Regions from separate parts of the Mus musculus genome. Here regions 1 and 2 are each linked to region 3. A link is a loop called in an ENCODE intact Hi-C map of the cell type or tissue named here. Cell type or tissue: heart. All regions are shown on one strand.

Region 1 (8,000 bases), 76 kb after region 3:
GACCAATCCCAGGAGGACACATAGCCCTCCCCAGTGTTGGGGTGTATATAAGCAATCCTCCCTGGGTGTCCGGGGTCCCCGTAGCAGCATCGAGACATTCCTGCAATAAAGGCTGTTGAGAAGAATCCGACCATGTTGTGTCTTCCTTGCCGGACCAGGTAGGCACGACACTGGGATCTGTAGTAGGAGGCCAGCCATTGGCCTACATGAACCGAGTATTTCTGGAAGGCAGGCTGGGTCTGAAAGAGACTTAGACTGCAAGAAAAAATAAGGAAGCCAAGACAAATATTTCTCTGATCAAGGCCCGCAAGTTTATTAAGAGAGTGTGCTTATAAGGGAGACGGCCCATCCCCCCCGCCAGCCTGTTCTTGGTGCCTAGAGCCAGCCCATAGGTGATCTACAGGGTGTGTCTCTGGACTGTCTCAAGGACCTTTCAGCAGGAAGCAGAGTCTTGGAGAAGAGCAAATAGAGCCATCAAGGTCAGAAGGCTCTACCCTAGGTAATCTCCTTCTTAGTGGCAGCAAGCTCAAAGTCTGGATCAGCCTGCTTCAAGGCTGAGGGAGGCTACAACTGGGGAGATCTGAAAACTTGCTGACCCATTGTCCTTGCTTCAGGCCAGGTGGCAGGGCAGCTTCTAATGGCAGGATAGTTTCTAAGTGGCTGCCTGAAGCCTGAGGTTTTCTCTAGTAACTAACTTACCTGGACCTGCCCAGTTCTTAGGCCTAGTTTCCTAGACTGCCAATCTGAAGCCTGTCATGGAGTCAGCCTGTCTCATAAGTAGTGTATGACACTGTCTGGGGGAGGCATGAACAAAGCCCTCTTTCATCCCAGAAAAAGCATTGACAATACATTAAAGAAATGATTTCCCCTAGTCTAACTTGGTGAACAGGTGAGTTTATTGGGGTTATGTACAGGAGCAAGGTAGTTACTTATAACAGCATGATGTACGGCCAGAAAGTCCAGCTTCATGATACCTGCACTCCTGGAGCTCTCTGAAAGAACTCACAGGCAGCTGGGCTAACTGGGAGAGTCTCCTCTGCTGAGTAATGGTTACTGCTGCTCACACAAGGTTGAAGGAAGGGCTTTGGTTTTTTTGTTTGTTTGTTTTTTTGTTTTTTGTGGGTTTTTTTTTTTTTTTTGGTTTTTTGAGACCGGGTTTCTCTGTATAGCCCTGGCTGTCCTGGAACTCACTCTGTAGACCAGGCTGGCCTTGAACTCAGAAATCCGCCTGCCTCTGCCTCCCAAGTGCTGGGATTAAAGGCATGTGCCACCACGCCCGGCTTTGTTTGTTTTTTGTTTTTCTTTTTTACAGGGTTTCTCTGTGTAGCCCTGGCTGTCCTGGAACTCACTTTGTAGACCAGGCTGGCCTCGAACTCAGAAATCTGCCTGCCTCTGCTTGCTGGGATTAAAGGCATGCGGGACCACGCCCGGCGGGGGTTGGGGGGAGGGCATTATGACTCCTGAAGGTTCCTGAAGCTTTTACTTCCTGAGCTTTGTTTGTTTGTTTGTTTGGTTTTTCGAGACAGGGTTTCTCTGTGTAGCCCTGGCTGTCCTGGCACTCACGTTGTAGACCAGGCTGGCCTCGAACTCAGAAATCTGCCTGCCTCTGCCTCCCAAGTGCTGGGATTAAAGGCGTGTGCCACCACGCCCGGCTTCTTCCTGAGCTTTGTAAATTTTATTCACTTCTTGTGCCTTTTAGATTTTTTTCTTACATTTACTTATGTATGAATGTCCACACACACACACACACACACATACGTCATGTAAATATGTATGCCACAGGTGTTCCTGCTGGCTCCTCTAGAACGAAGGTTAAAGATAACTGTGAGCCACCATCGGGTGTTGGGAATCGAACCTGGATCTTCTTCCAATCTATAGAACGTGATGACCCTGCCTCAAAACAGAATAGCGATATATTTTTAGATAATGTATGATATGAAATTTAATATGATTAGGGAGTTCCTGGCTGACCCATGCCAAAGTGCCCCCTTGAGAAATGACGCCAAGCAACAGATCTGGTGGGGAGTTATTTGGGGGAAGAGAGGGGAGGGAGGGCTTGGAGAAGGGGTTGAGGTAGATGAACAGATAGGCAGACAGAGGGGAACAGAGTCACGAGGGCAGAGAAAGCAGGGGACAGAGAAGGAGAGAATGGGGGCTGGGGCCAGAGACCGCAAGGAACACGTGGGAACAGAGAGAGCTGGAGTGGTGAAGCAGTCGTTATCACCACACCTGAAGAAGCACCATAAGCTGGTTGCTTGATCCTAGGGAGGAGCCTAGCGGAATCGCCTGTAAACTAATAAATTAAGCAGAAAATCGAAAGGCCCCTTTTCCTCAAGGACCTTTTGTTGTGGGTGTGGTCTGAAAGACTGCGAAGAAGAACCTGGTTGTATCGCAGGGAAAGGTCAATACGTCCCCTCTGCGCCCCGGTTGCGCTCTACAGCGCAGAAGCGGAAAAAGCAGTCCAGGTTCGAGCTTTCGGCGCGCTTGGGCGGGGCATGCAAATAACTGCTCTGTGGAACTCTGGGAGCAAAAACAAAAAACTGCAACCAAAACTTCTCGGCCTCCTTGAATCTTACAGGCTTTTCGTGGCGTAAAGGTGGTGTACTCAATGAAGAGGAGAGTCTGTGTTGGCTGCATGTTTGAGTCGGTTGGTTGGTGACTGTGAATTAAAGGTGTGGTCGGTGTTGAGTGTATGGGGCGTGTGGGCGTAGTTCGGTATCGCTTCTCGGCCTTTTGGCTAAGATCAAGTGTAGTATCTGTTCTTATCAGTTTAATATCTGATACGTCCTCTATCCGAGGACAATATATTAAATGGATTTTTGGAAGTAGGAGTTGGAATAGGAGCTTGCTCCGTCCACTCCACGCATCGACCTGGTATTGCAGTACCTCCAGGAACGGTGCACCCCCTCTGGGGAGTAAAGTTGGTTTTAAAGTCAGAGCATGGTGATTGTAGGGCAGTCCAGCTTTTTAAATATGTCTGTGTTTTCTTCTTCTTAACTTTCGTTAGTTTGTATCCTGATTGGGTTGTGTACACGATAACTGAGTTCTCGTTTGCGCCAGAGCTGGAGAGATGGCTTAGTGGTTAAGAGTACCGACTGCTTTTCCAAAGGCCCTGTGTTCAGGTCCCAGCAACCACATAAATAAATAAATCTTAGGAAAAAAAAAAAGAAAAAAGAGTGTAGCACTGGAGCTAATGTGGGGTGGAAACATTTTAAATATGTGCTTTGTGGGAAGTTTTAAGGAAATCGTTAAGCTCCGCCCTTTACTTGTGAGGGTTTAAATTTCGCGGTAGTAGCTTGCGCAGGCGCACTGGCTTTACCATGGCGGAGTTGATCTCTTTCGTAGTTCCCACCCAGAGCGACAAAGTTTTGTTGGTGTGGGATCTGAGCACTGGGCCCCCAGCCGAAGCCTTAAGTGTGAGGGGCTGCGCGGAGAGGGCAGGGGAAGGGAGTGGGGGGACAGGAGGCGTGGGCCCCGCGTGGGCGCAGAGGAACGGGGAGCCAGCGAGGGCTTGTCTCCTCCTTAGATGAAGCCCCAGTGAAGGGAGTGCTTCCAGCGGAGAAGGGCGGGATCTGGGCTTGAAGTGAGGTAGGGGGTCAGCACTCACTGGTGGGCCTCCCACAGCATTCTCTGTTCACAGTGTTCTCTCAGTTTGGCCTTCTGTATTCAGTCCGAGTCTTCCCGAACGCTGCAGTGGCTCGTCCTGGTTTCTACGCCATCATCAAGTTTTACTCCTCGCGGGACGCACAGAGAGCCCAGAAGGCTTGCGATGGGAAACCCCTTTTTCAGACATCACCAGTGAAGGTGTGTGCAAATGCAGGCTTCAGGATAACGTTCCGAGTTCTGCAGTGAGTAGCTAGAGACTCTGTGGTGCCCTGATTCACCCGGTGCTTCCAGATGCGTTTTCACTGATCCTCTGGCCTCAGGTATCCTAGGTGATGGTTAGGTGATAAAAGGTTCATCATGAGAGTAATTGTGGTCAAACCCAAGAGTTCCAATGAAAATCCCATGTCGTATGTTACATTTACATTTATTATTTACATTATTTATAAACATTTTCTATTTTATTTGGACTTAAAATGTGTTTGACCAACTGCCAGTTTTAATATAATGGATGCTTTATTGTCATCACTGTAAAATAGAACTTCCTTCAGGTTCCAGAGGTGGGGAAAGCATCCTTTAGTACATTGTAGCCTTCATTCCATATTAACATAGAACCCGTTCCCCCAGAGCCTCAGCACATCTCACCATGTTTCTCAATTCCACCACCTGTCCTTTCAATTTCTGATTGGCCACTTTTGATGTATCAACCTGCTGCTGACCCAGCTTCTTATTCTTATCCATATTGCTTTTTTTTTTTTTTTTTAAGATTTATTTATTATATGTAAGTACACTGTAGCTGTCTTCAGACACTCCAGAAGAGGGCGTCAGATCTTGTTACAGATGGTTGTGAGCCACCATGTGGTTGCTGGGATTTGAACTCTGGACCTTCGGAAGAGCAGTCGGGTGCTCTTACCCACTGAGCCATCTCACCAGCCCCCATATTGCTTTTCTTTTCTTCTCCCTTGAACCTTGATTAAATCTGAGAACTGCAGTTAGTAGTGACCCCAAGTGAATTTTCTCTACGTCCATACATGATGCAAGACCTTTTTCTATCTTAGATCACCCACTTCCAGGTCCTGAGGTGATTTGCTTGCCAGTCATTCTTTAAGGAATTTGATTGGTATGTTTCTAACCTATGGCCACATCTCAGCCATTTAGATACTGTATGTGGAACTGGGAAGATTACAAAGTGGTGAGTCTCCCGTGCTCTTGAAACAGATCATTTAATAAACTTTAGGTTCTGATAGAGTGATGAAGGATATGTTAACAATCACAGATTACAGGGCTAGAGAGATGGCTCAGTCATTAAGAGCACAAGTTTGATTTCTAGCACGCACAGGATGGCTCACAATCAGTTCTAGTAACTGCAGTTCCAAGGGATCCCACACTCTCTTCTGGCCTCCAGACTTGCACTCCCAGGGCAGTGGTGGCACACGCACGCCTTTAATCCCAGCACTTGGGAGGCAGAGACAGGTGGATTTCTGAGTTCGAGGCCAGCCAGGTCTACAAAGTGAGTTCCAGGACAGCCAGGGCTATACAGAGAAACCTTGTCTCGAAAAACCAAAAATAAAACAAAAAACAAAAAAAACAATTCAAGGTACTATTGGGAAGTGAGAATAAGTGGATGAGGGAATTGGAGTTATGAAGGGGTCTCAAGAGCCAGATCAATAATAATATGCAAGTATCATGGAAGTGGGTGGAGAGGTAGCCAGATTGGCATAGAAAGTAAAGATAGATCATTTCATTGCTCAGCTATTCAGGTACTATTTTAAGCACAGGTTAGCCTTGTACTGGCTGTGATCAGAGAAAGATGATCTTGAACTTCTGATCTTCCTGCCTCTCTACCTGACTGCTGGGACAGCAGGAGAGTGTCCCCATGCCCTGCTTATCCTGTCCTGGGGTTGAATTTAAATTTTCATGCGTGCTAAACAGTTCTTTACCAATTGTTCTGTCTGTCTCTCTTCTCTCTCTCTCTCTGGATGGCAGGTTCGTCTTGGAACCAGACACAAGGCACTGCAGCATCAGGCCTTTGCTCTAAACAGCTCACGATGCCAGGAACTGGCCAATTACTACTTTGGCTTCAGTGGATGGTCGAAAAGGATCATCAAGGTAAACCAGTGTGCATCTTTCACTGACAACACTCTCTGTTGCACATTGTAATCCTAGACTTCAAGGAGGCTTTTACAGGGCTATGGGGAGGCTATGTCAGGGGCCAGCTATGGTGAGGATAAGTCAATGTGCTTGACCTGGTCTAGCCTTGAGAGTTAGGAATGCTCCTCCCAGTTCATTGGCCAAGTCCTAGTTTCTCCAGTGTTTGCCTATTTAGTAAGACATGGCTGATAGACTTTCATTTACAAATCCTACATGCTTTTGAAGCTGCAGGGTGCTCCAGCTGTTAGCAGGTATTTGGGGGTTAGGTTTTTTTCTTTCTCCATTGAGTTCTCCAGCAAGCTGGGGCTGGGGCTGGGGCTAAGTAATGGAGAGCTTGCCTAGTCTAGTTGGGGAGAAGCCTCAGACGTGGTTCTCAGAGAGAAGGAAATCCTAGGACTTGCATCCAACCCCTCCCAGCTGCAGGAGCTCTCCGGACTGGAGGATGCAGCTCTCGCTGTGCCCATGCAGAAGGGGAGCCCCCAGTTCCTCTGCGCTGTAGAGGTGGTGCTGCCCCCCTACGGATGCAGGAGCCCTGGGGTTGGCATCTCTGAGGAGCCTCTGCGCCAGCTGGAGGAAGGTATGTCCTTGGCTCAGGGAGGGTGGATATGTCACGGATCTGTCTGTCTCTCTGTCTCTCTGTCTCTCTTCCTTCTCTCCACTTGTTGTCAGCTACTAGCCAGGCCCTTCCGAAGCCTAGGCTGACTAGACTAGACTGAAGTCTTAGGCAGAATTGTTATGCCTTGTAATAGGGACTTTCACCTTAAGTGTACGCATGACAAACCCTTTACATTTACAACAGGACTGCCCTCCTGCCCAGAGGCTTAGGGGAGAAATTGTGTCCCCAGTTTTTGGTCAAGGACTTGCTTTAGGTTGAAATAATTGGCCAGAGTCCTTTATCTTCGTCTTCAATTATCTCAGAAAAGCCCTGCTCTAGGACAGGAGAAATGGCTCAGTGTGTTAGCCTGTACTTTTGTTGTAAAGGAATTCTAGCCAGCACTCGGTTCCGGTGGCTGAAACACCTGTCTGCAGATCCAGTAGGCTCTGACACCTCTCTTTTTTTTGTTGTTTGTTTGTTTGTTTTGGTTGTTTTGGTTTTTTGAGACAGGGTTTCTCTGTGTAGCCCTGGCTGTCCTGGAACTCACTTTGTAGACCAGGCTGGCCTGCCTCTGCCTCCCAAGTGCTGGGATTAAAAGCATACCTGGCCGACAGCTCTCTTGTGTACACAGAGGGACAAACAGACAGACCCATCATTTATTGTTATCTAAACAGTGCCACAAACTTTTGTATAGACAGACACTCAATCCTCTGCCTTGGAATGGAATGGCTGGGCTAGGTAGAAGGGCATTGTGAAAAGCCACTCCAGTTGAAGTCAAGGTTTTTTTATAGGCTCCATGGTCTTCAGCAGGAGGGGTTCAAGTTGGAGGCAAGGGTGTTTAGTCACCGGTGGGATGGGGTAGGCTCCCGAGACTGCTGGATCGGTAAAGCTCGTTGTGGGTTCATCACCAGACCCTGTTCCACACCCAACCCTGCTCTGCAGAATTCCAGCCCTCAGCCACAGCAGGCGGGGTCGCAGGGTGTAATAGATTCTGCTGGTCAATGTGAAATTGACAGTGAGATGAGATTGGTACCCACTCCTCATTCAAATCCCAAGGTTATTATAGCAGGAACTTGGTGGAATGCACTGGGCCTATAAAATAACGGGCTTTATCACGCTAGACCTTCATTCAGCAGGGCCTTGCAGCTGGCTCCTGGCACTCTGTATTCCTTTAGCTGCTCAAATAATGATTTAAGAAAGCCACAAATGTGCTTCCTTTTTAAACAGACCACTTGTTATCTTTTCAAATACTTTTTTTTTTTTTTTTGAGTTTTTCGTGAAAGGGTTTCTCTGTATAGCCCTGGCTGTCCTGGAACTCATTCTGTAGACCAGGCTGGCCTCGAACTCAGAAATCCGCCTGCCTCTGCCTCCCAAGATCTGGGATTAAAAGGGTGCACCACCACCACCAGCATTGTTCAAATACTTTTTTAAAAAACTTTTATTGGTTCTTTACAAATTTTACATCATGAACCCCAGTTCCACTCATCCCTTTCCTGCCCCCCACCTTTACAACCTCTCCTCCAACAGAGGGAAAAAAAATCTCATTGTCATAGTGTGTCCCACAGTCTACCCTTTTGTCCACTCTTCTTTGCTTGCAAATGTTCATTGCAATGAGTCATTGGTCTGGTCTGAGACCTCTGGCTTCTGCTGC
Region 2 (8,000 bases), 230 kb before region 3:
TGCAGTTAGGAGACGCCTCAGTAGTCTGAATCCTTAGCTCCTAACATTACTTCTACCATATAGAAGGTAATGGGCTGAGATTGCTGAATCAGGAATTTCTTCATATTAGAGCCAAAGGATCCATGCATACTCCCTCAGTTATCCCCTACCTGCCTTGATTGCTTTCTTCTTATTTTTGAAGTGGAACTTTCCCCAATTCCCCATTACTTGAAAAAGTATTTATTTAGTGTGTGGGTAGGGAGTGCTTTCCTTCTGCTGCATTGGACCCAGGGATCAAACTTGGGTCGTCAGGCTTGGCAGCAGTGCCTCTACCTGCTGAGCCAACCCACTGGCCATTTCAGTGGCTTTTAAAATGTGTTCTTTTAGTTGTAACTTTGGCCTTCCCAACTAGAATACAAGTTTCTTTTTGACAAGAACCTCTTTTAAAAGCTGTCTGTGTGTGTGTGTGTGTGTGTGTGCGCACAGAAATTCATATGATAGTCTATGGGGTCCAGGAAGGAATTGAAATTGTTTGTATAGTATCTTGTAATGGCCGTGCATGTTGAATGCAAAAATTAAACTTGCTTGTATAGTATCTTGTAATGGGCATGTGTGTTGAGTGCAGACTAATTCTTGCTTCTTCATCCTTCTAGCCCACTTACAAGAAGCGCAGGTTGGATGAATGTGAAGAGGCCTTTCAAGGTAAGAGCTGCCGTCTAATCAGTTCACTTCATCTGCTGACTAGCAGCCCTGAGAAGTAGGATGGATCTGGTTTTCACCAGCTCAGGAGGTAAGGTCCAATTTAATTCCCTAGGTCAACACTTAGCAAATCCTCCTGGCTCAGTCATTATTTAGTCTTCTGGAATGCCAGGAGGGTCTGGTTGGATACCAGAGAGGATGCTTAGAGGCAGAAGCCATGCCTCACACTTGTCACAGAGGCCCATAGTCTGTGCCTCAGTTCCCCCTGTAGTAGTTGCTACCTGATACATTGGGGTGTGGGGGGTGGAGTCACTTAGAATTGTGACAGAGAAGAGATTATTACATCTATGTCTAGGGAAGAGGAAAAACATTGCACTGTCCCGAACTTGTGACCTTGACATATCTTCTAGGAACCAAGGTGTTTGTGATGCCCAATGGGATGTTGAAAAGCAACCAGCAGCTTGTGGACATTATTGAGAAAGTAAAACCCGAGATTCGGCTGCTGATCGAGAAATGTAACACGGTGAGGCAGGGGTTCACTACCCAAAGAGTGGCACTAGAACTATGGAATGATGGGAGGGTTGGCAGGCTAAGGCCCTTGATTCCTTTGTCTTGGCATCAGTCCCCACCAGCAAGAATCATGTACTTCAAAGCTTAAGTAGGAAAGACCAAGGTCCTTCTACATATATTTTGTCTTCTCATACTCCAGGTCAAAATGTGGGTTCAGCTGTTGATTCCCAGAATAGAAGATGGGAACAACTTCGGGGTATCAATTCAGGTAGTGTGCCCACACTGCAAACTGGGAGCTCCTTCCCTGCTTTGTCTCTGCCCTCGGTCTGTGCTGCTGCTGTAGGCTGATGGGGAAGTAACTTGACTCTCCTGTTTACCACCCCAGGAGGAAACAGTTGCTGAACTAAGAACTGTGGAGAGTGAAGCCGCATCTTACCTGGACCAGATTTCTAGGTAGGGCAGCTTGGGCCGGATCCAGGAACTTGGGCTGGTGACATGGGAGGCTTGTTCAGGGTCTTTTCAGCTGCTTTTTTTTTTTTTTTCTTCCAGATATTATATTACAAGAGCCAAATTGGTTTCTAAAATAGCTAAATATCCCCATGTGGTAAGTAGGGTTTTGTGATCTGAGGTGGTGTGGCAAGGTAGAGAAGATTCTAGGAATAAGCTGTCTGGGCATTGGGGCTTTGGAAGACTAGCCTCCCTACTTCCCATACAGGAGGACTATCGCCGCACTGTCACAGAGATTGATGAGAAAGAATACATCAGCCTCCGGCTCATCATCTCAGAGCTGAGGAATCAGTATGTGAGTAAAGCCAGTTCCTGCCCAGAGTGTCCTGCTTCTCCTAGGCCTGTGGTAATAGGAGTTCAATGACTGTGTGGTGTCTGCCTGTAGTCTCTCTGGAGGCTGCACAGTAGGAAGCTGGCCCAGGGTACAGAGAGAGCTGTTCATCAGCATGGAGTAGAGAACATGAATCACTGAGGGAGTCTAGTTGGATGTGTCTGTTCTAGCCAGGTAGGAGCGATAATACCATACATGGATGCTTAAGCATGGGCCTTGGAGTCAGAGAGATGGCTCTGTAACCAAAGTACTCATGCAGTGAGTGACTGGATTGTTTGATTTATCTTATTTGTCCTTATACAAGGTCTCACTGTGTATCCCTGGCTGGCCTGCAACTCACTATGTTGGTGACAGACTTACAGCTCCATGACTCTGTCTTTCAAGTGCTGGGATAAACGATGTGTGCCACCACACCCAACCTGATTGTTTTTGTTTTTAATTATGTCTCTGTGTGTCGGTATGTGTACATTTGAGAGTGCAGGCACCGTGGTCACTAGAAGAGGGCATCAGATTCCCTGGAGCTGCAGTTAGTGACAGTTGAGAGTTGCCTGACATGGGTGCTAGCAACTCACTTGTGCTCTTCTGCAGTAAGAACTCTTGCTCCTGGCTGATGAGCCAGCTCTTCAGTCTGGAAACTGTGATCTTGATCTTGTTTAAGCTCAGACTTGACTTCAATTTTTTTCTAAAATAGAGTTTGATTACTGAGTAAAAAACCTAGACTTTTAACATCAAGGCAGCATTATTAAAGGACTTTCTCGTACTTCTCAGTGTGATCAATGCTTGAGCCAGCTTAGGCGTGTAGGAGGTGGTGGTGCCCCCCCCCCCCCCCCAGCTGTGTTAAGTGATGAGAGTTGGGTAAGGTAAGCGATTGCTTGGAGCATCGCTCTCTTGGTGAGGTAGAGGTTGAACAGATGAGTGATCTCCTGATCCTTCCTGTCCTAGGTCACTCTCCATGACATGATCCTGAAAAACATTGAGAAGATCAAACGGCCCCGGAGCAGCAATGCAGAGACACTGTACTGAGGCCAGGGCCAGGGCCAGGGGACTTTGTGAGTCTGGCTCAAGACCGACATTGCCTTGGTTTGTTACATGACTATCGTGATGGGAAAACTGGCTGGAAATAGTAATCACACCTCTCTGTTTTTAGTTAGAGTCTAATGAAACTCTCATCTAGTTCTGTGACGTGTTTACCTCTTTTTTCAGGCCTCAGGAACTCTTCTATCTCCTTCCCCAACACCCCCCACCCAGCCTGTCCTAATTTCTGGAGAACTCCAGGTTTGTGCAACATACTGGCACAAGCGTAATTGTGGGTTTTTGTTTTTTCTTCCCTTCTCTCCCCCTTCCCCTGTTTTAGGTTTTGTATTTTCTTCCTTTTGATGATTAGTTGGTTAAAAGCTGGAGGAACTATAGGGAAAGTGTTAGGTGTCTTTTAGGAACAGGGGGAGTGGAGGTGGAAGGGACATCTCTTGTCACAAGGCTAGTGTCTCGTTTCTGTGGGACTTTGGGTCCTCCTTGCCTGCCCAGGTGATGCCTTAGGGCTTCCCACCTACATCCATCCCGCTCTGAGCCTGACTGTGGCGAGGGGTCCCCTAGACCTTCACCTGCATCCCTGCAGCTTCTTTGGATGTTTTTATAACTGGGGTTTTCACATACACATGTGTACACATGTAAACACGCATAGGGACATGCATACATGCTTCCTGCTCCATTATAGAACATACCTTCCTTCCTGCACCACCACTCCCTCAAGCCCTTCACATACAAACATCTCAGCAGGTGATAGTTGTCTTAGTCATCCACCCAGGCAAAAGTCCCAGGCCCACCCTCTTCTGATAATGTAGCAGTTGGTGCCAGGGTAAGCTGAAGGAGAACCGAGAGCCGAGCAGCAGAGGGCTCATGAAGGCCTTCCCTCTGTGGCTCAGGTTCTTTTTGGTGTTATGCAAAAGCTGGTCCTCTGGCCCGCACTTGTCTTCTCCTAGGCCAGCATGTGCGCTGGCTGGGGAGCGGCCGGCTGTGAGGTGCAGAGGCTGCTGCTCCTCGCTGTGCTTTCCCTTTGGGAAATGTTTCTCGTATTTATAGTATTGTGCTTCCAGGGAAAGCAGTAATTCATGTGTATACGTGTGTGTGTGTGCACATACACACGTGCACATGTGTGTGTGTGTTCGTGTGTGTGTGTTAATATGCTGCGAAGGTCAAACCCATAGAAGAGTTGCCTCCTCTCTTGAATCTTCCAGAGGTACCACTTGTTAAAGCGTTTGTATTAATCGCACTAGCCCCCAGCTTTTTAAGTGAGAGTTGGTCTCTGCAATTAGCCTGCCAGTGACTGACTCTCAGTGTCTATTTGACTTTTATTCCTCTCCGTCTTCCAATCCCAAATCATATTTCCACCTGGGATGCATCACTTTCACTCCCAGCATTCTGTAGGAAAGGAGGCGGGATGCGGGATGCTCTCTTCCCAAGAATAGTGCTCAGTAACAAACCAATCGCATTTTCGTTGGGCAGTGCACCTATCCACCCTCAGATCCCTTCCAGCTGAGCCCCTCCCCTCCCCCCACCATGTGTTTCTTGGTTTTCCTTTTGTTTGATTGTCCCTCTGCCCCTCCTTCCTTGGATTGTAATGTAAAATTCTTTTACCATGTCAAGAAATTATTAAAAATACAGGTACTTTGACCTCTTTCTAAAGCTGCAGACCCTGGTGCTGTACTCTGGTGACTGAGGGACATAAGGGTCACACATGAGCATTCAGACACCCATCTTCACAGACACTCTGGCTAGCCTGTCGTGTGTGAACTTACTAGTTGAACCTTCATTCCTCTTCACAGTGCAAGAACTAATGGGAGGTGGTTCCTGCTGTGTGTTGACGCTCAATTGTGTGAAAGCTGCCTGTCTTCACCAGATTCCAGGTCCTTCCTGGTGATACCCTGAGCTGCCAGCAGAGGCTGCTGTGGTTATGTGTGGGACCAGCAGCTCGGGCTGACCCTGTCGATCCAGTCCTTTTCCTCCATACCAGCTTGCCTCTACATACATACATACATTCATACATACATACTTACTTCATACATACTTTTTTGAGGGAACTCCTGGTATTGGTTTATACTGACCCACAGTGCTCATAAGAGGCTTACATCCCTCTAAAATAACATGTCCTCACTTCCCTCCTGACAGTGAGACTCTTCATTGTCTATAGAGGTTTAAGGTCCCAGTAGGGGAGGGGCATCTACTCTATTCTATCCCAGAGTTTAGAGCCACTAGCTACCTGCTCTGCCTGCCTGCCTCCCTCCCTCCCTCCAGGGTTACTAAGCACTTGCTGTGTAAGGCTACATTTTAATCAAAAGCACTCCACAGAATACTTTTATGCTTTTTATATATTTATTCGGTTTTTTTGTTTGTTTTTTAAAGACCCTTCTCTGTGTAGCCTTGGCTGTCCTAGGACCGCTCTAAAGACCAGGCTGGCCTCAAACTCAACAGATCGGCTTGTCTCCTGAGTGCTGGGATTGAAGGCATATAGTACCTCTCCCTGGCTATGCTTTTTATTTTTTAAGGCAGGGTATCACCTAGGTTGACCTATAATTCACTCATGTAGCTTAGTTGAACTCTCAGCACTCCTCTTGAGTGTTGGTATTATCAGTATAAATGACCATGCCTCATGCGCCTTCATAGGGAAGAAATTCAGGATATGTAGCCCCTTTAAGGCTACATAACTTGGACTGGATCATTGTATAGACCTAAACACAGCTCAACCTCAACCAGTCGTCTCTCTGACTGGATAGAGTAAGGCCTGGGTCTCCCAAGTCAGGCACTCATTAGGTCCCAGGTAGAGCTGACTGCTCATTGCTGAGTTGGGCGGTGGGTCTGGGAACTGGGAATGTAATTCTGCTAAGAGGTGTTTTGTTAGTACTTGTGTGTTAGACAGGGAAAGGAAGGAGTGTGTATCGAAACTGCCTTCTCAGGTAGTTCAGCTCCATTACCCACCCCATCCCTCTCACCTGTTCTAAATGATGACACGTAGTAGTTAGTGACCATTGGCAGTCAAAGTTTAGGGACAGGAGCAAGCTATGTAATGTCTTGAGCCAGAGCACAAGACAGAAAATTGGAACAGAACTACATAAAGCACGATCAGAGATTTCCTGTCCAGCCCACAGGGTGGAGTTTAGTCCATTCCTCTCCATCATCCTGAATATAAGCCTGCCACAATGTCAGACACCGATGAGCTCTCAGGACGGGGGGAGCTTCAGTGCCAGCCATGAATCTCAAGGTGCTGCTGCTGCTTCTGGGGCTGTCTTTCCTCACTGTCTTTGCTCTGGTCTATGTCCTGCTGACCAGGCAAGGCAGTTTCAGCCAGTCTCCTCGATGCCCTTCCATACCTCCCAGAATTCATCCCTGGACACACCCTAGCCAGAGCCAGCTGTTTGCAGACCTGACCCCAGAGGAGCTGACAGCTGTGATGAGCTTCCTGACCAAGCACCTGGGGCCGGGGCTGGTGGATGCAGCCCAGGCTCGACCCTCGGACAACTGTGTCTTCTCAGTAGAGTTGCAGCTGCCTGCCAAGGCTGCAGCCCTGGCCCACCTGGACAGAGGGGGGCCCCCACCTGTGCGAGAGGCACTAGCCATCATCTTCTTTGGTGGACAACCCAAGCCCAACGTGAGTGAGCTGGTGGTGGGGCCCCTGCCTCACCCCTCCTACATGCGGGATGTGACTGTGGAGCGCCACGGCGGCCCCCTGCCCTATTATCGGCGCCCCATGCAGAAAACTGAGTTTGTTCAGATATGGAGGCATTTGAAAGAAGTGGAGCTACCAAAGGCACCCACCTTTCTGGCTTCTGTCTTGAACTACAATGGCTCCACCTTGGCACCTTTGCATTCTACTGCTAGTGGTTTCCATGCAGGCGATCGAGCTACCTGGATAGCCCTCTACCATAACATCTCAGGTCTTGGAGTGTTCCTTCACCCTGTGGGGCTGGAGCTACTGTTGGACCACGGGGCCCTGGACCCTGCCGACTGGGTAGTCCAACAGGTCTTCTACCTTGGGCATTACTATGCAGACTTGGCCCAGTTGGAATGGGAGTTTAAAGTTGGCCGCCTAGAAGTGATTCGGGTCCCTCTACCCACACCAGGTGGAGCTTCCTCCTTGAGGCCTAGAGTCACTCCAGACCCTCCTCTTCCCCCTCTTCAGTTCTCACTTCAGGGTCCCCAGTATAACATACAGGGAAACTCAGTGACATCTCCCCTCTGGACATTTACCTTTGGTCATGGGGTGTTCAGTGGCTTAAGAATTTTTGATATTCGGTTCAAGGGTGAGCGTGTGGCTTATGAAGTCAGTGTCCAGGAGTGTCTGACAGTTTATGGTGCTGATTCCCCCAAAACAATGACGATCCGGTACTTGGACAGCAGCTATGGGCTTGGTCTCAACAGCCGAGCTTTGGTTCGGGGGGTGGATTGCCCCTATCAAGCCACAATGGTGGACATCCATGTACTGGTGGGCACGGGGTCAGTCCAGCTGCTTCCAGGGGCTGTGTGTGTATTTGAGGAGGCCCAGGGACTGCCCCTTCGAAGGCATCATAATGGCATCGGGGGTCATTTCTATGGTGGTTTGGCCAGCTCAAGCCTTGTGGTCAGGTCGGTGTCATCAGTGGGCAACTATGATTACATCTGGGACTTTATGCTACACCCAACCGGGGCCCTTGAAGCTCGTGTCCATGCCACGGGCTATATCAACACAGCCTTCATGAGTGGAGGAGCTGAAAGTCTCCTCTTTGGGAACCGTGTGGGAGAAAGAGTGCTGGGAGCGGTGCATACACACGCTTTCCACTTCAAACTGGACCTTGATGTAGCAGGTGAGTTCTTAGCCTGAGCCTTGAAGGCTGGGAATGGGGCACAGGGCAGGAAGTCCCCAAATCAAGGAGTGAGCTCAGAAAGGTTCAGGGGGCATTCTAACCCCTCTGGGTATGGGAAGGGAGAAAGGATTGAGTGCAGC
Region 3 (8,000 bases):
GCTACATTCTGAGCCCTAGTGCACAAAATTCTAAAAATCACAAAATCACACACTAAAGCCTCATTTCCAAAGGTCCTAGTAGGCCTGAAAAGTAAGAACTCACTGAGAACACCAGAGAATTTTCTAAGGTAATGGAAACATTTCCTATCTTGGAGGTAAGAGTTATACTTACACAGATAAACACTGGTCAAAACTCACTCTTTTAGCCAGGTATGGTAGTGTATGCCTAGAATCCTTGGCAGGAGGATCTGAGTTCAAAGCCAGCCTGGGCAAGATGGTGAGTTTGAGATTGAGTTGGTCTAACCAAATCTAGTATAACCCCCAACCAAAAACAAAAACAAAAAGCAGGAAAGTGGAAAGGCCTGAATAGACCAAAAGGTCAGGCCTCAATTAATTTTATAGAAAGAGAAATTTAAAACCTCATCCCACACTGGACTTGCTAAAAGCTGAGGACAGGGGCACTCTCATGTAAATTTACAGGACCAGTTTCCACCCTAGTGTCAAAGGTAGACAGAGGCCCTCACAAACCCCAAGCATTCCATTGTTATTCTGATGCTATTTATGAGAGTCATTCTAAGAGATCAGGCTGTCCCACCCCTGGAGAAAAAGCCAGAATCCTGCCATGAGGAAGAACACATCAAGTCAGGCTTTGCCTGGACAGGGAGGAGGGATGGCAGAGTGAAGACCACCTTTCTGTATTTTTAAAACTCTTCAGGGATGAAAAATACAAAGTCCTTTTAATACAGAGTGTTTTTCTCTACTATCTTAAGCCTCTGCTACTCATTTGCATGAACAGTAACCACATGAAGAATTCCAGCTGAGTAAACTCTTCTGTTGACTTACCAGATCGGACACTCTAAGATTTTCTGCATAGCATGAAGGACATTTTGTACTTCTTGAATTTGGACGGCAGATAAATCCATTTCTTCCAGTTCCAGTGAACTTTTAACACAAATTTAAAAACACATGCAATTAAACTACATTAAAGGGCTTTTAAATACAGTAGCTTACCTTGCCAACTTTCTTTCCCTTTTTGAGACAAGATGTCATGTAACCCACACTGGCTTTGTACCTTATGTACTCAAGGCTAGTCTTAAACCTCTGATCCTCCTGCCTCCACCCACTTAGTGCTGGAATTACTGAAGGTAAGTCACCCCCATCCATGCTTTTTGGAGGAGTTCTCACGCTGAAGCCCACACACATCTGGAAATAATTATGCAGCCCAGATTAGCCTCCAACTTGAAGCAATCGCCCTGCCTCAGCCTACTGAGTACAGGTGTTTAAGCTACTGCACCAGGCTTGTCATTTCTAAATAAGAAAAATTTAAATTTGGAGTGCTTTAGAATTATACCAACAGTTGATGAAAAAACTTCACTAAAAAACAAAAACAAGGGACTAATAAGATGGCTCAGCAGTTAAGTAAACTCACTGCTCTTCCAAAGGTTCAATTCCCAGCATCCACACGGTGGCTCACAACCATCTGTAATGGGATCCAATGCCCTTTTCTAGCATGTCTGAAGACAGTGATAATGTACTCACATATATAAAATGAATGGAACTGTTTAAAAAAAATTCTTTTAAAAACTCCAAAACCGGACTGGAGAGATGGTTCAGCGGTTAAGAGCACTGACTACTCTTCCACAGGTCCCGAGTTCAAATCCCAGCAACCACATGATGGCTCACAACCATCCATAATGAGATCTGATGCCCTCTTCTGGGGTGTCTGAAGACAACTACAGTGTACTTACATATAGTACATTAAAAAAAACAAAAACAAAAACAAAAAACAAACCCAACCCGGGGGCTGGAGAGATGACTCAGCGGTTAAGAGCACTGACTGTTCTTCCTGAGGTCCTGAGTTCAAATCTCAGCAACCAAGATGGTTTACAGCCATCTGTAATGAGCTTAGATGCCCTCTTCTGGTGTATCTGAAGGCAGCAACAATGTACTCACATAAAATAAATAAATAAATCTTAAGAAACAAAAAACTCAGGGTCTGGAGAGATGGTTCAGTGGTTAAAAATATGTGCCTCTTCCCAGCACCCATGTCAGATGTCTGGAACGCTACATCCAGGTCAGAACCTCTGCACACACATACACATAATTAAAGATAATGAAAAATGAATCTTTAAAAAATAAAAATTTCTCCAGGCAGTGGTGGCACATATTCTTGATCACAGCACTGAGAGTCAAAGGCAGGCAGATCTCTGAGTTCCAGGACAGCCTGGACTACAGAGTGAGTTCCAGAACAGCCAGGGCTATATAGAAAAACCCTGTCTCAAAACAAAACAAACAAACACCAATAAATCAACAGATAAATAAAATTCTTAGCAGTTGCTCTTTGTAGCTAGCAATCTAAATTCTCTACTCTTTGATATGAAAGCCTTCCTTGGGTCACTTCCTTTCTTCAAGGAAAAAAAAAAAAGCTAAAATGGAGTGACTGGACAGAAGTGATATATATATGAACTTTCCCCAGAGTCTGGTGTTCTTTTTCTTGCTTAGAATCAAAACCAGTGGTGTCATACCTATAGTTTCAGGGACTGGAGAAGTTGAAGGAGGAGGATGGCTTGGACTCAGAAGTTCAGCAGTCTTTTTGGGCTAGTTTGGGGAGGCCAAAAGATCAGATATGGTTGTTTCAACCTGTACTTTCAGCATTCAGGAAGTACAGGCAGGAGGATAGAGTTCAAGGTCACCTAGAGCTACACAACCCAATTACAGAAGGCCCTGTCTCACAAACTCTAAAACTAGCTGAGAATGGTAGTGGATATCTTTGACCCCCTCCTCCCCAGAGACAGGGGCAGGTGGAGGAGTGTTTAAGACCAGCCTGTTCTATTATACACAGCTCCAAGCCAGCCAGAGCTAATATAAATGAGACTAGACTCTGTCTCAAAACTAATCAACTACCCAGCATTCAGGAGGCAGAGGCAGGTGGATCTCTGTGAATTCGAGGCCAGCCTGGTCTATAGAGCTAGTTCCAGGACAGCCAAGGCTACACAAAAGCCAAAACCAAACCAAACCAAACCACCAACATAAACGCTAACCAACCAAACAAAAAAGAAGCACACATATTATTTTAAAAGTCGCCAAAAGGAACACTTAAAAACTGCTAAAGCGTCTCCACCCTACCTCTTCTGGATGTTTCCCTGTTAAGGCTCTCTTTAAACACGTCTTCTCTGCCAACAGCATTCATTACTATTGCCATTCCCTTATGTACTTCCCTTCTAGAACCTTCTGTGAAATGTACTCGGGTCTAGTTCTTCAGGAGTTTCCCTCCACAAACTCCGTTTTTCCCCCCTCTTCCCTGCCACACTTCTGCCCGCCTTTCCTCTCATCCTTTAGCCCGCATCCGTATACAACCTTCAAGATACGATTACAGCCAGAACTCCCCCTCGTAGATCCTTTGCCCTCTTCCTCACAGCTGCCCCCGGGAATGCACAAACTGCACCCTTCCCAAGAGTCCTGTTTGAAAACGTCTGGGACCCTTTGGTTCCGCCCCAGGTACTTTCCTAATCAGTAAACACCCGTCTCCACCAGCAGCTTCCTGCCTTTCATATGAGTATTCCGGGGTACCCTTTCTGTTCCTCAGGGCTGTCTCACCTTTTCTCCGAGAAAAAAGATCCGTACTTCCAAGCGCCGAGGACGGAGAAGCCCCAAGAGAGGTGCTGGATCCTCTGGCTGCACGGGCAGCGGCCGCGCAGCCGCAATTACAATCTATCTAAAATTCCCGCGCTCTCCGTCGCCAAGGAAACCGGCCGCTTGGCGCCTAGCGCTAGCCTTTCGGAACACAAGATCCAGACACGTCAGCGGAAGGGAAGGGAGGAGCGAGTTGGGGGGGGGGGGTGCTGAAACTGTTTCTGGGTTTGCGATTGGCTACCTAGTCTTTTTTTTTCCTGTATGTCGTCACTAGAAAGAGACGGAAGAGAAAGAATTTCGAGGTTTCTCTTAGGCAGCCCCTTCGCATCTACGCCTGCTTATTACGTCACAGTAGTTCTGTACAAAGGGTGGGAATCGCTCCCTGAGGCCGGAATATGAGCGCAAGGTAGTGCCCAAAGCAGTTGCAAAACGAGGTCTCATCCCTCCCTCAGCCTTCCTGCCATGGAAGTCTCCAGTTTCGGTAAATAAGAGACTTGTGTAAGAAGAACTACCAATTCCAGCATGCATTGCGGAACGAAAGGCCTTCTCCACAGCATCTCTTGGAAAGTGTAGTCTTACGGGAAAAGAGCTTCTCACACCGGAAGCAGGCACGAGTACCACAGGAACCCAGTCGGTACAGCGGAGACCTCCTCGCAGTTATGCGTCTTAGCTGCTATGAATCGCAGCGTTCTGTGTTCGTGTTTTGTGCACAGAAAATAGACTAAAAGGAGCTGTGGGTTCCAGGAAGACTACAATTCCCGTCCAGCCCCGCGATTCTCGGGTAACTAGTCCGCCAATGTCAGTGACCTGGGAAAAGCAGAGGGTGGCCAATCGGCTTGGGAAAGGGAAATCCAACCAGCTGACTTCTGCGCGCTAGTTCCGCCCCTCGGCCTGGGTGTTTGTTATTGTTATGCGGTTCAGAGAGCTTCTGTCCCTCCCTTGCCAACGCAGCACTGACCAATCGGTAGAGAGGTTATTTTGAGGGGCAGATAGAAAGAGCCAATCATCTTGTGGAAAACTCCGGGAAACATGGGACTAGGCCCGGTCTCTGTCCGCCATGTTAGATTCACCCCGCAGGGATAGCAGGCGAGCTGGCCGCGAACGGTCCTTGCACTGGCCACTGGCAAGCGCCCCCCGTGGGCGGAAAGCTGGTAAGGAAGCTACCACTGTTACCTAGAAGTAGGGGCACGCCGTTCTTAGAGTGCTCGGGGAAGTTCAAGGGGAAAATCTTGCAAAGAGGAGTGACTTTCCGTGTTCAGGGGCAGCCAGTCTTTTCAGTGACCAGATGAGGGAGTCGCTTGGGTTGTCATCGATAGTGGGGGGTGGATACTGCCTGAGGGAGACAGTTCATGGCTTAGAAGGGCCAGTTTCTGCTAAGAAAAGGTCTCGATCCCCCCCAGAACATAAAGAGGGCTTCGATGGTGGTGACACTCACTGTCCTGGGGACATGGAGTTCCGGGAAACCATTACTGGAAGACTGGGATTAAGTCTGCGACAAGAAAGGACATACATCTTCCTCATTCTGTCCCTTTCCTATTTTTAAGGCTCTATTGAAGGAAGATATCTTGAGCTAGGACCTTCCAAATTAGAAAGGCATCGTTTTTCCCGTTATGTCAAACACCCACCTTTCAGATGACACATTTTAAAACTCAGGTTGCTTGTGCCAGCTTCTGGTATAGAAAATGAAGTTCAGATTCCCAAATTGGCTTTATTAAAATTATTTGTCGGGGTTGAAAAATAATCACGTGAGGAAAAGCTGACTTAGCCACATGAACGTGAGTCAATAGGTATGAGTTTACAGTGCCATTTAGGAAAGTGCAGGCTTAGGCCCAGCTACCTGACTGCTGGAGGTAAACCTTCAGGTATAGATGTGGTTAACTGTACTTTTGATATTTTCACAAGTTCAAGATGATTGCTCTGGCTGAAAGAATTTTCACACGTAAGCCCTTTATGAAGACCTGTATATTGGCCAGCTAAACTAGAACCGCCTACTTCCTGTTTTCTCCCATGGGCAGAACAGCTGGTTGCTCCAAAGTATGGAAACTAATTCCCACTTGTGTAATTTCAGAACGGGGAAGAATAGTTTCCTTCCAGACAGAAAAGAGTGGAAGAGTATTTCTTGAAGTTGGAAAGTGTGTTTCACAATTTTTACATTTTGGTCACTTTGTTTTTCTGGTTTAAAGAAAAAACAAACAAACCAACCAACTTGAACGTGCTGGGGAGTTGCTGGGGAGTTGATGAGCCAGCGTCTGCCTAAATTTTACAGCTCCTAAGAAGGAAGAATTGCATTTCAGGTAAATGCATGCTGGTTGTCAGCAGGGTGGGTGCTAGAGATTAGCATTAGCTTGGCATCGAAGTCAATTCTAGATAAAGACAAGTGATGGGAAAAAATGAATAATTGAGTATATAAAATAGTCAGAATTAAGAATACAAGGTTCTTTTGTTTCAATTATTTATTTTGAAACCGTTGGTGTTTTTGTATGTCTGTAGGAGGGTGTTAGATTCCCCTGGAATTGGAATTACAGACAGTTGGAAGCTGCTGCACGGGTGCTGGGAATTGAACTGGGTTCTTTGGGGGGGTCGGGGGGGGGGGGAGGCTGAGCCATCTCTCCAGCCCTACAGGCTCTTAAAATGACAGTTGTATCCATAGTACAACACTCTGAAGGCAGAAGCAGGCAAATCTATAGCAATTGCCAGGCCAGCATGGGCTGCGGAGTGAGAGTATGTCTCCTTCAAAAATTAGTAAATAATAAACTAGAAGCTATCTTAGTGAAATAAAGAATTGTTTCTGTTGATAAGAATTTATACACTTTGTGGTGCTAGAAATGAACCCCACAGCTATGCACATAATTGACTGGTTCGGCCTTATTCCCAATCTCCTAGGCCATAATTTTATTAAATTCCTTTGGTAACACTGTTAAGGTCATCAAAATAGTATTGTTTTTATAGATTAAACAGTTGAAGCTCAGAGATAGTGTTTCTCACAGCTCTATGACTAGTCTGTGGTGGAACTGTGTCTGGAACCCTGAGTCTTCCCGCCCCATGGCCTCCCTTCCTGTGACATTGGAAAAGTCTAGGACTTAATCTTGTTTGCCTCTTGTGTGTGGAGCAGAATCTGGCCCTTTCTAGATGCAGATTTAAAAATGTGCTGAATATTTTAAGAGGTGACCTTTTTTTTTTTAATGCCAGTGAGTTTACTTGTAGCGTTAAACAACTTAAACTACCTTTTCCCCTAAAGTCACAGATCATCAGTAAGCAAAGTCCTTCATTAAAGTCAAACCGACTTTAATAATAGATAAGTGATTAAAGAATTACCAGCTTCTTAGGTGTGATAATGGTGGGTTTTACATTTTTTTTCTCATAAATATTTACGAATGAAAGGATGAATATTTTGTCAAGAGAGACATTGTCATGAGACAAGGGTGTAGCTCAGTGGTAGAGTGATTCCCTATCGTCTAGACATCTGTATTCCATTTGCAGCCCCCCACACACAACTGAAAGGAAGGAATACTGGATAACTAAATTAGCTCCCAGTTGGATATTGTGGAAGCTAGCTGATAGGTCCAAAAGGACTCAGCAAGTTCCTTTCTTTACTTTTATATACCTTTAAAATTCCCCATAAGTGATTGTAAGAGGTTCTGGTAGATTGTTGTTGTTGTTGCTGCTTTGTTTTGGTGTTGGTTTGTTTGCTTGCTTATTTTCTGGAGACTTAGTGTTCATTCTGTAACCCAGGCTATTCTTGACCTCCTTACCTAAAATTGGAAATTCCGTCTATTTGTACTCCCCAAGGCAGAGCCCTTGTCTGTGTTAATCCACCTTGCTGGATTACGCTACAGATGCTCAACTATCCAAGCACTGAAATAGGCAGTGAAAAATCTTAGAGACCTAAAACATGTGAAGGGGGTTTTTGTTGATGTGGATAAAATTTAAACTCGTTCAACAGCCGTTTACCCTCCCCACAGCCCACCTCTTTAATCCTAAAGATAGGATCTCATTGTTTCCTAGGCTGACCTAGAACTCTTGGACTTCCATTACCATCCTGCATCAACTTCTGAGTAACTGGGACTACAGGTGTGTGCCCAACTTGGCTTTTCTCTCTAACATAGAAGTTCTATATAAGTGGTAGCTATAACATAAGTGCAGATCTTTATAGCAGTATCTTGAGCATTAGTGTCTTTATTTTTGAGAAGGAAAAATCCTGTGTAACAGTGAGATTTGTAGAAAACACATTACTAGATAGTAATGTCATCATGGGGACATTGTCTGTCTTATTCACTATGATCTTCCAAGTCTAACTTATATATCAGAGCTGAAGCCTCCGGGTGGGTTTTTAATCCCTTCCTCTTCCTTTCATCTACCTGTCCTCT

Evidence for each region. Hi-C counts contacts between places; a loop is a spot of excess contacts. Peaks named below come from ENCODE experiments on the same cell type or tissue, not always from the same donor. Only the 100,000 strongest peaks of a DNase experiment are listed, where the experiment ranks them.
Region 1: it touches region 3 in a loop (6-fold over the local background); 2 of 42 quality-filtered maps call a loop at or near these places.
Region 2: it touches region 3 in a loop (2.3-fold over the local background); 2 of 42 quality-filtered maps call a loop at or near these places.

The regions. Positions count from the first base shown.
Region 1 is chr11:101,624,649-101,632,648 of GRCm38, forward strand. It overlaps Rdm1 (RAD52 motif 1), which reads left to right and starts at 3,301. Exons shown (of 7, transcript NM_025654.2): 1 at 3,301-3,416; 2 at 3,625-3,804; 3 at 5,590-5,712; 4 at 6,172-6,331. The coding sequence starts at 3,321. LOC115487916 (a small nuclear RNA gene) reads left to right here and starts at 2,718; the gene lies at 2,718-2,908. In heart, no CTCF peak of the experiment used is centred here; DNase peaks (open chromatin) are centred at 2,163, 2,463, 2,913 and 3,333; H3K4me3 peaks cover 2,053 bases; H3K27ac peaks cover 2,089 bases.
Region 2 is chr11:101,318,824-101,326,823 of GRCm38, forward strand. It overlaps Psme3 (proteaseome (prosome, macropain) activator subunit 3 (PA28 gamma, Ki)), which reads left to right. Exons shown (of 11, transcript NM_011192.4): 5 at 633-681; 6 at 1,089-1,201; 7 at 1,388-1,456; 8 at 1,574-1,641; 9 at 1,738-1,792; 10 at 1,904-1,990; 11 at 2,969-4,714. The coding sequence ends at 3,049. Aoc2 (amine oxidase, copper containing 2 (retina-specific)) reads left to right here and starts at 6,240. Exons shown (of 4, transcript NM_178932.1): 1 at 6,240-7,860. The coding sequence starts at 6,270. In heart, a CTCF peak has its summit at 4,959; DNase peaks (open chromatin) are centred at 4,948 and 6,578.
Region 3 is chr11:101,548,172-101,556,171 of GRCm38, forward strand. It overlaps Brca1 (breast cancer 1, early onset), which reads right to left and starts at 3,784. Exons shown (of 23, transcript NM_009764.3): 1 at 3,598-3,784; 2 at 844-942. The coding sequence starts at 923. It overlaps Nbr1 (NBR1, autophagy cargo receptor), which reads left to right and starts at 4,483. Exons shown (of 24, transcript NM_008676.3): 1 at 4,483-4,784; 2 at 5,817-5,927; 3 at 7,639-7,704. In heart, CTCF peaks have their summits at 3,742, 4,754 and 4,955 (motif pointing right); DNase peaks (open chromatin) are centred at 3,790, 4,160 and 4,550; H3K4me3 peaks cover 3,718 bases; H3K27ac peaks cover 2,986 bases.